3 separate regions of the Mus musculus genome follow, and all the other regions are linked to region 1. Evidence: chromatin loops called from intact Hi-C (ENCODE). Cell type or tissue: heart. All regions are shown on one strand.

Evidence for each region. A loop is a pair of places that touch in the nucleus more often than their neighbours do. Peaks named below come from ENCODE experiments on the same cell type or tissue, not always from the same donor. Only the 100,000 strongest peaks of a DNase experiment are listed, where the experiment ranks them.
Region 2: a loop joins it to region 1, with 4 times the contacts of the local background. A loop is called at or near these places in 2 of 42 quality-filtered maps.
Region 3: it touches region 1 in a loop (11-fold over the local background); 18 of 42 quality-filtered maps call a loop at or near these places.

Annotation. Positions count from the first base shown.
Region 1 is chr9:106,885,742-106,888,241 of GRCm38, reverse strand. Rbm15b (RNA binding motif protein 15B) reads left to right here and starts at 1,167. Exons shown (of 1, transcript NM_175402.5): 1 at 1,167-2,500. The coding sequence starts at 1,275. In heart, a CTCF peak has its summit at 953; DNase peaks (open chromatin) are centred at 961, 2,111 and 2,191; H3K4me3 peaks cover 2,066 bases; H3K27ac peaks cover 1,995 bases.
Region 2 is chr9:106,169,447-106,171,946 of GRCm38, reverse strand. It overlaps Wdr82 (WD repeat domain containing 82), which reads right to left and starts at 1,018. Exons shown (of 9, transcript NM_029896.1): 1 at 568-1,018. The coding sequence starts at 728. In heart, no CTCF peak of the experiment used is centred here; DNase peaks (open chromatin) are centred at 226, 556 and 1,036; H3K4me3 peaks cover 1,715 bases; H3K27ac peaks cover 1,841 bases.
Region 3 is chr9:106,820,359-106,822,858 of GRCm38, reverse strand. Dcaf1 (DDB1 and CUL4 associated factor 1) reads right to left here and starts at 935. Exons shown (of 24, transcript NM_001373930.1): 1 at 768-935. In heart, a CTCF peak has its summit at 1,091; DNase peaks (open chromatin) are centred at 278 and 1,048; H3K4me3 peaks cover 1,843 bases; H3K27ac peaks cover 1,765 bases.

The DNA.
Region 1 (2,500 bases):
CCTTTGCTGGCACTTGTGAACTGTGCCTCAGTGGGGAAACTTTGCTCCTGCTGCCTCCAGAGATAATGAGAAAGGAGCAACTGCTAAGAAGTTATGTTTTCCAAAAGGCTCGTCTTAGCTATCTTCTTGTGTGGTCCCCAAATTCACTTTGCATTCGCAGGGCCTTACATGAAGCCCTCTGCTGTTTCTTCCAAGTTCCTCCTGCACTTTCTCCTCCTGCTGGTTGCTTTCTGCTTATGGGAGGAGGGAAGAGCTGGGTGCGTTCTTCGACATCCTACAGATGCATCAATGATCCAGCAACCGTCTGTGGAGAGCATAAGCCCTAGGGGCCTTTGAGTACTCTTGCCGGTACTTCACCTCATCTCCTGGATGTGGTCAGAACACTGGCCAGCAGTCTGTCAACTTGGCAAGAAGTGATAATGGCATTACCTGCTCTTTACCCTTGGCTCAGCAGCCCCACCTTCCCAGCCTCCTGTCCGCCCAGACACCTACAGCAGAAATTTGGACCCAGTGGCACCAAGATGCCTGTCTGTAGGTTGCAAACGCATTCTAGTTTCTGTACCTGGACCCCGGGGAGGTCTCACCTGTGTCTATCAGGACAGTGCCTGAAGAATTCGAATGCATAAGATGCCTGGATGTGGGTCCTAGGCAGGGTGTAGGCATCCTTGTGTGTCTATTTTCAAGGGGGCCAACTCTGGTCCTAATCAGAAAACTCCATGGAAGGAAATAGAGTTTCTTCAATCTAGTGGCAGGTTGGAGTGGGACGCGCAACACTTGGCTTCGGGCCAAGCGGCCACACCTGCTCCGGTGGGCGTGGCCCCGAGGCGGAAAAAGATAGGCGGACCCGGAGTAGCAAGCAAGCCCTGGAGCACAAAGCGAAAGCGCAGCCGCGGCCTGCCGAGCTCGAGAGGGAATCTGCGCGCGACCCAGGAGCCGGGTGCCTGGGCTCCGGCAGCCACGCGGCGGCGCCAAAGCTCGCAAGACAGGCCGCTTCCTCTGGTTGCCAAGATGTCACGTGGTGCGGGGCCACGGAGCTCCGTGATAGGCAGCGAGCGAAACTCTCGGCCCGCCCACCGCGGTCACGTGTCGCGGCCGGCGCAGCTTGATAACGCAGCGCCGGGCCCCTCGGCGCCGCTCCCGCCCCGCCCCGCCGCCGCCGCCGCGCCGAGTCCTTTTGTCCAAGATGGCGGCGCCGGGGGCGCTGCCTCCTGGGCCGCCGCCGCCGCCGCTCTGAGGGACCCGCGGGCCGCCCGCCCGCCCGCCGAACCGGCGCGATGAAGCGGCAGAGCGAGCGAGACTCCAGCCCGAGCGGGCGTGGCTCGTCATCGTCCGCCAAGCGGCCGCGGGAGCGCGAACGAGAGGCAGAGGCGGGCGGGCGGCGGGCAGCGCACAAGGCCTCCGGCGGTACCAAGCACCCGGTCCCGGCGCGGGCTCGCGACAAGCCCCGCGGCAGCGGCGGAGGCGGCGGGCATCGCGACGGGCGCGCTGCCGGGGATGCGAATCACCGGGCGAGCGGCGGGCGCTCCTCGGGCGCGCCCGGAGGCGGGGGACGCACCGGCAAGGCCTCCGGGGACCCGGGTGCTGGCGGCGCGTCGCCCCGCGCATCTCCACTCCCGCCGCCCCCGCCGCCCCCCGGGGCGGAACCCGCGGGTCCGGGCTCCACCGCGGCTCCGGAGTACAAGACGCTCCTCATCAGCAGCCTGAGCCCCGCGCTGCCGGCCGAGCACTTGGAGGACCGGCTCTTCCACCAGTTCAAGCGGTTCGGGGAGATCAGCCTGCGCCTGTCACACACCCCGGAGCTGGGCCGCGTGGCCTACGTGAACTTCCGGCACCCACAGGACGCGCGGGAGGCTCGCCAGCACGCCTTGGCCCGGCAGCTGCTGCTCTACGATCGCCCGCTCAAGGTGGAGCCGGTGTACCTGCGCGGCGGCGGGAGCAGCCGGCGCAGTAGCAGCAGCAGCGCCGCCGCCTCCACGCCGCCCCCCGGGCCTCCCGCGCCCGCCGACCCCCTGGGCTATCTGCCCCTGCACGGTGGCTACCAGTACAAGCAGCGCTCGCTGTCTCCGGTAGCCGCCCCGCCCCTGCGGGAGCCCCGCGCGCGGCACGCCGCCGCAGCCTTCGCCCTGGATGCTGCTGCCGCGGCGGCCGTGGGACTGTCTCGAGAGCGAGCCCTGGACTATTACGGGCTGTACGACGACCGCGGCCGCCCGTACGGCTACCAGGCCGTGTGCGAGGAGGACCTGATGCCGGAGGATGATCAGAGAGCCACTCGAAACCTCTTCATCGGCAACCTGGACCACAGTGTTTCTGAGGTGGAGCTTCGACGGGCCTTCGAGAAGTACGGCATCATCGAGGAGGTGGTCATCAAGAGGCCTGCCCGCGGCCAGGGTGGTGCCTATGCCTTCCTCAAGTTTCAGAATCTGGACATGGCACACAGGGCGAAGGTGGCTATGTCTGGCCGGGTGATTGGCAGAAACCCCATAAAGATAGGCTACGGCAA
Region 2 (2,500 bases), 720 kb after region 1:
TAACTGTAAGCCTGGGTATTGGTACTGGGAAAGGACAGCAAGCTCACATGGGCACAATCGATAAATCCTGACAGCTTAAAAACTGCATCCCGCGGGGCTTGATTGCAGAAAAGCCGCGCGGGAAGCTGAGGGGTAGGGGGCGGGCACCGTGCCAGGGCTGAATCCAGGTCACTGCTGTGAAGGCAGAGAGCTGGACGCCACTGATGGACAGAACACAGCTCCTGCCGTTCTGCATCGAGCTCAGAGTCCACCCGCACATTCTGACAGTCGCCAGGGGAGTGGAAAGGGCTATCCGTCCGGCTGCAGGGTGCAGGGACATGGCGTTTAAAGGTCAAGGTCAAGGTGGGGTTTGGCAAGCGGGAAAAGCGCGCTCGGAAGAGAGCAAAGACACATGAACTAAGAACCATCATCATCTTAAAGAGGATCTCCTGCAGCACTGCGGGATGGAGGTGGCCCTGGCAAGAGCGCCTGCACCACATGCCTGGGGTTGGGGGTGGGGGCTCAGTCGGGGACCAGCGACAGAGGGAAGGAGAGGGGCACTTGGAACTCGGCCACTATCACACTCACTTGCCCTCCTGGCAGTCATAGAGCACGATGGAGTCATCATCGCTGCTAGAGATGACCGTCTCGCCATTGGGACTAAAGTCAAAGCAGTTGATCTTGTCTGAGTTCTCGCGGAACACCTTGGCGACGCGGAAGCTCCGGAGCACGCTGTCGGTCAGCTTCATGGCGGCGGCGGCTGCTGCTGCTGAAGGCAGCGGCGGCGCAGGGCCGGGGCGGGGCCGAGAGGCGAGCGATCGGGCGGGCTGCTCAGGGCCAACCCCGGCGGTGCGGGCGCCGCGCTGGAGACGAACCGAAGGACGGCTGACAGTGGGGCTGCCGCGTCCTCTTCCTCAGGCGACGCTCTCTCGCCCGGACGACGGGACCTCGCTGACCGTTCTTCTCCGGAGTCAATTCAGGGCCAACCGGCGCTCCGCCGGCTCATTGTGTCCGCCATCTTGAAGGGAGAAGCAAAATCAGAGGGCGAGGAGCTTGTGTCGCGGCGGACGCCGGGAAAGGGGGCGGGGAGGGAACGGAGGCGCGAGCTGGGGGAGGGGGGGCGGGACGATGACGTCAGCGGGGCGGCCTCCCGTTGCTGAGGCCCCGGAGCTGGAGCCCGCGGTTCTGGGGTGTGAACCTGCGGGCGTGGAGCATCTAAACCCTCTCTCTCGAGGGCAGGACTTGAGGTCGCCTCGGGGCTAGTGCCTTTGTGGGTGCTCTCAAGCCCCGGGGAGACGCTGGTGTCTCTGAGGCCGCAGGACCTGGCGGAGAGGCCTGCTCGTGTGTGGGTGTGAATCAGGTGAACCCATCACCGACTGACTTAACCACTGCACGGCCGAGCCAGGAGGCTTCGATTTGTTAGTTGAGTGATGTACAACATACACTTGCACGAAGTTTTAAGTGGCATTTTCAACTGGGTTTATATTAAACTTCAGAAGCTTGGAACTTCTTTTAAAATTTAATGAGAGTCGAAGCGCATGAAGATCCCTAACTTCTAGTGCGGGAGGAGGGGGAACCTTAGGAAGGGACATTTCACTCACTGGCAGGTGATTGCAAAGGCATGACAACCAGAGTCCCTTATAACCTGGGTTGACAAACGACGAAATGGAACACGAGAAAAAAATGGAGCCTTCTTGAAAAATGTGCGGGGGGGTTGCATCTCAGGTTCTTAGGTTAAAGAAAAAAGGTAGCTAGATAGAACTGGAAGTGGTTGGCTGAGGGAAAACGACAAGATTGTAAGTTTGTACTGCAGTTGTCTCCTGACAAAGGGCAGAGTTCCTGGCTACAATCTGTTCCGGGGTGTGAGGAAGGGAAGGAACCAGTTTGAGTGAAACCTGAATGGATGGCAACTTTCCAAATTGCAAATCTGTTCTAGAAAAACCTTCCACAGGTGGTTGCACTCAATCCCCAGTGATTGCCTTTGAGTTTAGGTGATCCAGGTGATCCAGGCTGCTATGGAGCTTGAGATAGCAAGGACAGATCTGGTGCCATGTGCCCGACTTGCTGTGGGAACTGAAGTTTTCTGAAGAGCATCTACAATAAAGATCCTGCAGACTGGCTGACTACAACATCGCAATTGTGGAGACATCAAATGTAGGCAAAGGATCTGGAACTATTTTAGGCCTCTTTAAAAACTAGTGTGTGTGTGTGTCTGTGAGTGCGTGCACACATGCTTTTACCTTCTGAGCCTTCTAAGGTGGCCTTGCTTTAGACTTTAAATAGCCATTTACTCTAACTTCCAACATTCTCCTAATAAATTTCTCGAGAGACATCATTCAGTTTAGCTTCATTCACCCTAAAGCTAAGATGGCTGTAACATCACCTGAAATCTATAATTTCCCTACTATACAGCTTTGCTGTGTGGCCCATCTACTTGATATTTTCACAAATATAATTGATCAACATACTGAATTTGTTTTGGGGGGGTGCTGTTCTGTGACTACAAATTTGTGTAATTTCT
Region 3 (2,500 bases), 65 kb after region 1:
TATTTCCTCATCAAATGTTAAAACCACAGCAGTAAGAGGAAACGGACCGACACTTTCTAGGAACAGAAGACAAAGTATGGCAAATGCCCTTGAAAGCCCAACAAACAACTAAAAGCCCTCGGAATAAGCGCTGGGGAAACCTGGCAGGCAACCTTAGGTCAGACTCTGGGCGTCTGGACACCCACATACCTCTCTCCCCGTCCCCTCGCTACTGCATTGTACAAGTGGGAGGGGTTCCCGCCGAGCTCCGCCCCCTCCCCGGTCGGAGAGCCGGGAGGGTGCAAGTGGGAGGTGGCACGGAGCCGACCGAGGGAAAAGCCCGCCCAGGTGACTGAGGCTGGAGGCGGGGACACCGTTCCTGAAGGGGTCCGCCGGGCGGCATGGGAAAGAAGATGCCCCTCGTCCCGTGAGGGACAGAGACTTGGAGTGGAAGAGAGAGATTCAAAGAGCACCTCCTTTAGGTAGAGGCGAGCATCCCCTGCCCTCCACACCCCGGCGGAAGAGTTACTCTAAAGAGGCTTCTTTACAGGACGGGAGGAAGGAGCCGGAGGCCCCGCCCCCGGGCCCGGGCCCGGGCTCGGAAGGAGAGCCTCGTCAGGCCCCGGGCCCAGCCGCCTCGGTGGGCTCGCCCAGCCCCTCGCCGCCCGCAGCCGAAGCAGGTGCCGCCCCTCCCCCCAGCGCGGCGCCCACTCTCCCGCCCAGCGGGCCGCGCGCTCGCTCTCCTCGTGCCCCTGCCAGAGAGCCGGCCCCTTCCTAACCCCGCTCACCTTCGCGAGCGGCTCCGCCGCTTCTCCCCCCGACCCCTCCAGCGGCCACGGTTCTCACACACTGCCTCTGGTCCCGCACTCACTCTCCCTCACTCACTCACACACACACATATACACACACACAGCGCGACCACGGCTCCTGAGCGGCCCACATATTATGCGTCACTCGCAGGCTACGTACTGGTCGCGCGCGCACTCAGCGCGCGCGGGTGTGTAACGTTGGCGCGAGGCTCCGGAGCGGGGAAGGGGGAGGAGCCGAGGGACATCAAAGCGCTCCTGGGAAATGAAGTTTCCGCGTTTAAGGGCGGGGGAGGGATGATGGCGCTAGACCTACCATTAAGCACCACCTCAGCGCATTGACTTCTGGGATTCGTAGTTTTCTTTAAGGCGGAAGTGAAAAGTAAAGGAAGGAATAGATCTTTCTAAAAGCCCGGGCTGCCCGAATTTACTTAATTCTACCCTGTGTCATCTAAGGGCTCAGTAGGACACTGCCACATCAGGCTCGGAAGGATGCCAGGGTCAAAGAATGCATTTCACACAAATGTATTCAGAAACAACTGTACTCGTTAGAAATTCGTCGGTTTTCCTTTGTCTTTCTGTTAAAAACATATTCGACAGGAATCAAAAAACATCAGTTACCATGTATTATATGTGAGGCAGAAAAATGAAAGCCCTTTGGTGAAAACAACTAATCACGGAGGCCATCTAATTCAATTTATCAATTTTAGAGTTAAGGAAAATGAAACCCACAGTAAATGACTTGCCTAACTTCACAAACCAAAGGGAAGCTGCATCGGAAGGATCTGGTTTTGACCCAGCGATTCTGTGTGATAACATGGAAGATTACGATAACTCCACAATTGAGCAGAATCTTGACAAAACCTACCCAGACGTCAGGATTCATGCAACTCACTATTGTTCTTGGCATTCTGAGCGAGTTCTGTGCGTTTCCATAGAGCGATTACAGCCAATACGTTCTTGTGGAAATTATAAGACACTGTGGACCTCTTGTCATGATCAGATTCTACGGCTGTTACTAAGCCTGTATCAGAAGAGTGGTAGTGGCAGTGGCGCATGCCTTTAATCCCAGCACTTGGGAAACAGAGGCAGGCGGATCTCTGAGTTCAAGACCAGCCTGGTCTACAGAGTGAGTTCCAGGACAGCCAGGGCTACAGAGATTTCCCTCTGGAAAAAAAAAAAAAAAAAGCAGGAAGAGGAAGGGGAAGAAGAAGAGACAAAGAAAGAAAAGAAAGAAAAGCAAGCAAGCAAGCAAGCAAGCAAGCAAGCAAGCAAGCAAGCAAGCAAGCAAGCAAGCAAGAAAGAAAGAAAGAAAGAAAGAAAGAAAGAAAGAAAGAAAGAAAGAAAGAAAGAGAAAAGCAGCAGCCAGTATCTTAGGGCTTAAATCCACTACCACCCTACCCCCACCCACCTGAGCACTTCGTTCCTTCCTCACTCAATTATGTGCTTGGAGTAACAGCTGCTTGAAATACAAATTCTAGAGGGTGAATAGCAGTGCTACAGGCATATAACTTGTAATCACGCTCTTGCTACAACACAGCTTTCTCCTGTGCATCTGAAATCTTGTCTCTTGAGCTATAATGACCATTATTTATTTAGACTCTATAGCAGACTTGAATCAAATGGTTTTTTTTTTAAGATTTATTTATTTTATGTGAGTAGCCTGTCACTCTCTTCAGACACACCAGGAGAGAGCATCAGATCCCATTACAGAT